2 separate regions of the Homo sapiens genome follow, and region 1 is linked to region 2. Evidence: chromatin loops called from intact Hi-C (ENCODE). Cell type or tissue: heart left ventricle. All regions are shown on one strand. Each heading gives the region's core, and the rest is flanking DNA. Links, peaks and the distances in the headings are about the cores only. Region 1 overlaps LOC105369673 (a long non-coding RNA gene). Region 2 overlaps PTPRO (protein tyrosine phosphatase receptor type O).

Region 1 (2,938 bases), core at 266-2,765, 220 kb before region 2:
TATGAAGAAAATCACACCAAAATACATCATGTGCAAACTGCTCAAAACCAATGATAAATAGAAAATTCTAAAAGCAGCCTGAGAAGTGAGACATGTTAGGTACAAAACAACAAGAATCAGCATAATGGTAGATTTCTCATTAGAAACAATTAAGTGAGAAATAAATGGAGTGAAATCTTTAAAGTACTGAAAGAAAAATACTACCAGCCAAATTTTATACCCAGATAAAATATATTTGAAAATGAAGACAAAATAAAGACTTTTTAACACATAAAAATTTAAAGAATTTATCTACAACTACTTAAACTTTAATAAATATTCAAGAAAGTCCTTTAGGAAGAATTAAAATTACAGCAGATGGAAATGTGGGTCTACACAAAGATACGAAGAGCACTGGAAATGGTACCTATGCAGGGAAATCTATAAGATTGTTTCCTTATTATTTACATGTCCTTAAAGAGTAATAGACTATTTAAACAAAAATAATTACAATGTACTGGTAATAAAATATGTACAAATAAAATATGTAACACAAGGATGGGAAAAGAAAAATGAAAGTATACTGCTACTATAAGTTTCTTATACTATACATGAAGTAGTATGATGTTATCAGAAAAAAGGACTGTGATAAGATAAAGATGTATACTATAAACCTTAAACCAACCAGTAAAGTAATACAAAAAGAATTATAGCTAATAAGTCAAAAAGTAGATAAACTCAAATTATAGAAATTTATGATTTATCCAAAGGAAGATAAGAAAGGGATAAAATGGAAACAAAGAACAGATAAACCAAAGATAAAATAAGATCATACATTTAAACCCAACCATATTAATAATCTTATTAAATTGGATTTATGTAAATACCCATTAAAATGTGAAGATTGACAGGTTTGATAAAAAAAAAAGCAAAACCTATCTGTATGTTTTCTGTGAGAAACACTTCAAAAATAAAGACAGAGTAGGTTAAAAGTAAAAGGATAGGAAAAGATATACCATGCGTACACTAATCCAAAGAGATGGGCATGGCTATGCTAGTATCAGGCAGAATATGTTTCAGAGCAAATATTAACATGGATAGAGTCATTTCACAATTGTAAAAAGCTCAATCTACCCAGAGAACATAACAATCCTAAGTTTTTGTATCCCTAATAACAGAGCTTTGTATACATGAAAAAAGATTGATAAAATTGTTAGGAGAAATAGACATATCTATAATTATTGTTTGAGACGTCAACACCACTTTCTCAATAGCTACTAGAACTATAGACAACATAAGTATATAGAAGACTTGAATAACACTACCAACCAACTTGACCTATTTGACGTCTATATGATATTCCACCTAACAGCAACAGAATACACTTTATTTTCAAGTGCACAAGGAATATTTACTACAATAGACCATATTTTGGGCCTAACCTTTGATAAAGTTAAAAAGATTTAGGTCAGAAAAAATACTTTCTCTGGGCACAATGACTTAAATAAAAAAACTAATAACAGAACAGGAAGATCTCTGGAAAAGTACTCAAATGTTTGTAAATAAGCCCATGGATCAAGAAAAAAATCAAAGGCAGAAATTATAAAGTATTTTGAGCTAAACATAAATGAAAACACAATATACCAACATTCATGAGATGCACCTAAATCAGTGATTCTCGGCTTGGGTAATTTTGCCCACTTGCTTTCAGGGGACATTTAGTAATGTCTATAGACATTTTGATTGTCATAATGGTGGGGAAGAGGAGAGATGCTACTGGCATCTAGTAGGAAGGAATCAGAGATTCTGCTAAACCTCCTACAATGCACAGGATAGCTCCCCATAATAAAGCAGTATCTAGCCCCAAAATGTCAATAGTACCTCTATCGAGAAATCTTGATCTCAACCAATAACAAGGGAAAACTTTATAGCACTAAACACCTATATTTAAAAAGAACAAAAACCAAATAAATGAACTCAGCTCCTGCTTTAAGAAACTAAAAGATCAAATTAAACCCAAAGCAAAAGAAAAGAAATAATAAAGGCTTGAGCAGAAATCAATTTTTTAAATGGAAAAACAATAGGTAAAATCAATAAAACCTAAAGTTGGTTTATTCTGAAGATCAACAATATTTATAAACATCTAGCCAAACCGATCAGGAAAAAGAAGAAGACACAAATTATCATATCAGAAATAAAAGAGAAATTAAAATAATAATAAGTTCATTCAAGGAAAAATAGATACCTTGCATAGACCTATACCTATAAAAGAGATTAGAATTTTAATTACAAGGCTTCCAAATAAGAAAATTATAGGCCTGGATGGCTTCACTGGTAGATTCATGCAAACATTTAAGAAAGATATAATACCAATTCTATACAAACTCCTTCAGAATATAAATGGAACTTCATCGCAAATTGTGCTATAACAAAGTTACTCTGATACCATAACCACACAATGACATTACAAGAAAATAAACTATATTACAATATCCTTCAGGAGCATAGGTGCAAAAAAATCCAAAAATTATTTTTTAAATTCTTAACAGTGTTTATGTATTGGAAGAGTCAATATTGTCAAGATTTCAATCCTTTCCCAAGTTAATTTACAGATTCAAGGCAGTCTCAATCAAACTGCAGCAGGCTTTTATAGAAATTAACAAGCTGATTCTCAAGTTCATAGGAAAATGGGGGAGACTTAGAACAGCAAAGCAACCTTTAAAAAGAACAAAGTTGGAGGACTAGTACTACCAGTTTTCAAAACTTGTAAAGCTGCAGTAATCAAGATAGCATATTATTAACCTCAAAATTGACAAATAGATTTGTGGGACCTGTACAAAGTTCAGAAATAAACTCATGCATATAAGGACAACTTATTTTTCACAAAAGTGCAAAAGCAATTTATTGGACAAAGTTTTTTTTTCAGAAAATAATGCTGAAAAAATGTTCCTATTTTTTA
Region 2 (2,938 bases), core at 301-2,800:
TATGTTTCATTTTAGGGAGGTGAGGAGTGAAGCTATATTTCTAACATGTGTGTTAACATCTCTAAAGGCAACACATGTATGCAACTCTTGTAGGTGCAACTATGTCACATGGAGTATTTTCATCTTCATAGCTATAAGTACACTATACTTGTTTTGTTTTGGTTTTTTTGTAATAAAAATCCAGGAACAGAGATACATTTTTTTGTAAGTGGAATTACGATAAACTGAAAAATATTTATATACTCTGCTTTTAGAAGTGGTTGAATTACCACTTCAACAAGCATAATATTGTAAGTTAATATATTTGAAGTGTGACTAGTGGTATGTTGATAGGTATACATCATCCACAAAATGTTAGAAGTATGTATATGGAAAAAAACACAGCTTATCTTGATGTAAATTTGTCTGTGTATCAGAAGTAAAATTAAATTCCACTTTTAAAAATCTGCTTGTGTACCTGACTCATTAAGAGATTAAGTATTCACTCTAATTGAATTAAAAAATACTTGAAAATGAAAATTCTCTCTCTTACAGCCCCTTATCCACCTCAAAATATTTCCGTTCGTATCGTAAACTTGAACAAAAACAACTGGGAAGAACAGAGTGGCAATTTCCCAGAAGAATCCTTCATGAGATCACAAGATACAATAGGAAAAGAAAAACTCTTCCATTTTACAGAAGAAACCCCTGAAATTCCCTCGGGCAACATTTCTTCCGGTTGGCCTGATTTTAATAGCAGTGACTATGAAACTACGTCTCAGCCATATTGGTGGGACAGTGCATCTGCAGCTCCTGAAAGTGAAGATGAATTTGTCAGCGTACTTCCCATGGAATACGAAAATAACAGTACACTCAGTGAGACAGAGAAGTCAACATCAGGCTCTTTCTCCTTTTTCCCTGTGCAAATGATATTGACCTGGTTACCACCCAAACCACCCACTGCTTTTGATGGGTTCCATATCCATATTGAACGAGAAGGTAAAGCAGTAGGAAATCAGAGGAAATAAGAACTGATACAAAGGAAGGGGAATTGAAATGTTTTTAAATTTGAGTTTAGAAAGACTGATCATAGACAGTTATTAGTCAAAGAATAATGGTAATGAAAGGGGAGAATTTAATTGAGTATCCAATGCAGACTGAGAGCAGAAAACCCAAATGAATAGACTGGATAAGAATCAGAAGGTTTGGGTGATTCACAAGTTGTAAGTACTGCCAACTGTATACATTTGACTGCCCACTATTTCTCATGTCTCAGAACAATGAGGAAAACATCATATTTGGAAATATTTTGAATTAAAGATCTAACTATCCCAGAATGTTACAACATAACCTAGAGAAATTTTCTGTTTTCTCATATGCAAATTTTTAAACATGGCAGCAAAGTAATACTTATGAAAACATTACTACTTCCTCAAGAATATGAGGCATGTGTCCTGCTAACCAGCCGCTCTTGTTCCCTTTAGGGTGCGCCCCTCTAGAAAAAGCACCACAGTTTTCCAAAGAGAAGCTGATAGTAAAATGGAAAATACACAGCTGCTGACATTTCCATATAGCTACTATATTATATTTTGCATTGACTAACTCAGCATCTGAGGTTCATTCTTTATATTTTAGCCACTAACTTAGGAAAGTAGAGCCATGACTTTCAACAAGTTTGGGTCATGATACCTATCTCAATTGTTGTTTGGTAGATTTTTATGGTTATTTGTTGTTTGTTTAGTTTTTACAGTAATATACTTCATTTTCCATTTTCTGATCTAGTAGTTTGAGTGGCAGAGGTTATAATTTGTAAAAATTTGAAGTTACAGTGATAGCCTTATTTTTAGGGTGAGAGTTTAAGGCCCATGTAGTCTCATATACTGACATATTGTTTACTCCTATTTTACTTAATAGCATGAGATACAAAATCTGTGGATTCTTCTATACAAGATGATACAGCATTCAACCATACCCAAATATTACATAAAATGAAAATTCTTAATTATTTGAGTCAAAAGTCATTTTCCTGGAATTTCCTATTTTTTTTAAAGTTTCCTTAATCTATCATTTATTTTTCTGTTCCTAAATATGTTCCTACGGCAAATAGGATCTTGTCATTACAAAAATTTTTTACTGCCTCTTCTCATGAAGGTTCTATTATGCATTTATCTGACTCAGTGTCTTCTTTTGAAGGCTGTTGTAGTCACCAACTGATGATAATGACTTCAAATGAAGTAATAAGCAGCAGAGGATGGATGGACTGTGAAGCAATGTGAAATAATTCTTTCTTTAAGAAGATCTGAAAGCAAATGGATAAAGGAAAAATATTACCATGATTATTATTTTTTTAATTTTACTTTAAGTTCAGGGGTACATCAGAAAATATACCTTAAAAATTAGATGTATTTTAAATAAATGTTAAAGCACTTCTGGATGGTTAATACTACCACAAAGAACTTACAAGATATTTGATCCTGGTTATTTTTTAGCCCTTACCTCGTGATGAGAAAGCCAACAATTGTTAACTTTTCCTGATTATCTACTTCTATTTTGTACACATAATTTTGTTGGGTAGGAGTACATAAAGATACACAGTGTAGACCCATCCCTAGTTTTATTGATTTGAATGCCGTATTTGAGTTTTGTTATTTGGAAGACTGTAAAAATACTGAACTCTTATTTATTATTCTTTAATGGTACCTTTAGTTTAGAGGTGTAATTGAACTTGACAAAAGGAGGGAACATTTAAAACACCTAATTTTTTTTCATTAATCGACTTGTCTATACCCAGGGCCTTTCCAGGTGTCTATTCATGTATCTTCTCTTTTTTATATATGATTTAGAGAACTTTACTGAATATTTGATGGTGGATGAAGAAGCACATGAATTTGTTGCAGAACTGAAGGAACCTGGGAAATATAAGTTATCTGTGACAACCTTTAGTTCCTCAGGATCTTGT

The links. Hi-C counts contacts between places; a loop is a spot of excess contacts. Peaks named below come from ENCODE experiments on the same cell type or tissue, not always from the same donor. Only the 100,000 strongest peaks of a DNase experiment are listed, where the experiment ranks them.
Region 1: it touches region 2 in a loop (4-fold over the local background); 8 of 110 quality-filtered maps call a loop at or near these places.

The regions. Positions count from the first base shown.
Region 1 is chr12:15,285,838-15,288,775 of GRCh38, forward strand. All of the region lies in intron 2 of LOC105369673 (a long non-coding RNA gene), which reads right to left. Among named protein-coding and RNA genes, the nearest start is that of PTPRO, 35 kb to the right of the region's middle. In heart left ventricle, for the core only: no CTCF peak of the experiment used is centred there; no DNase peak of the experiment used is centred there.
Region 2 is chr12:15,501,086-15,504,023 of GRCh38, forward strand. PTPRO (protein tyrosine phosphatase receptor type O) reads left to right here. Exons shown (of 27, transcript NM_030667.3): 5 at 535-978; 6 at 2,823-2,938. Among named protein-coding and RNA genes, the nearest start is that of PTPRO, 180 kb to the left of the region's middle. In heart left ventricle, for the core only: no CTCF peak of the experiment used is centred there; no DNase peak of the experiment used is centred there; H3K27me3 peaks cover 76 bases.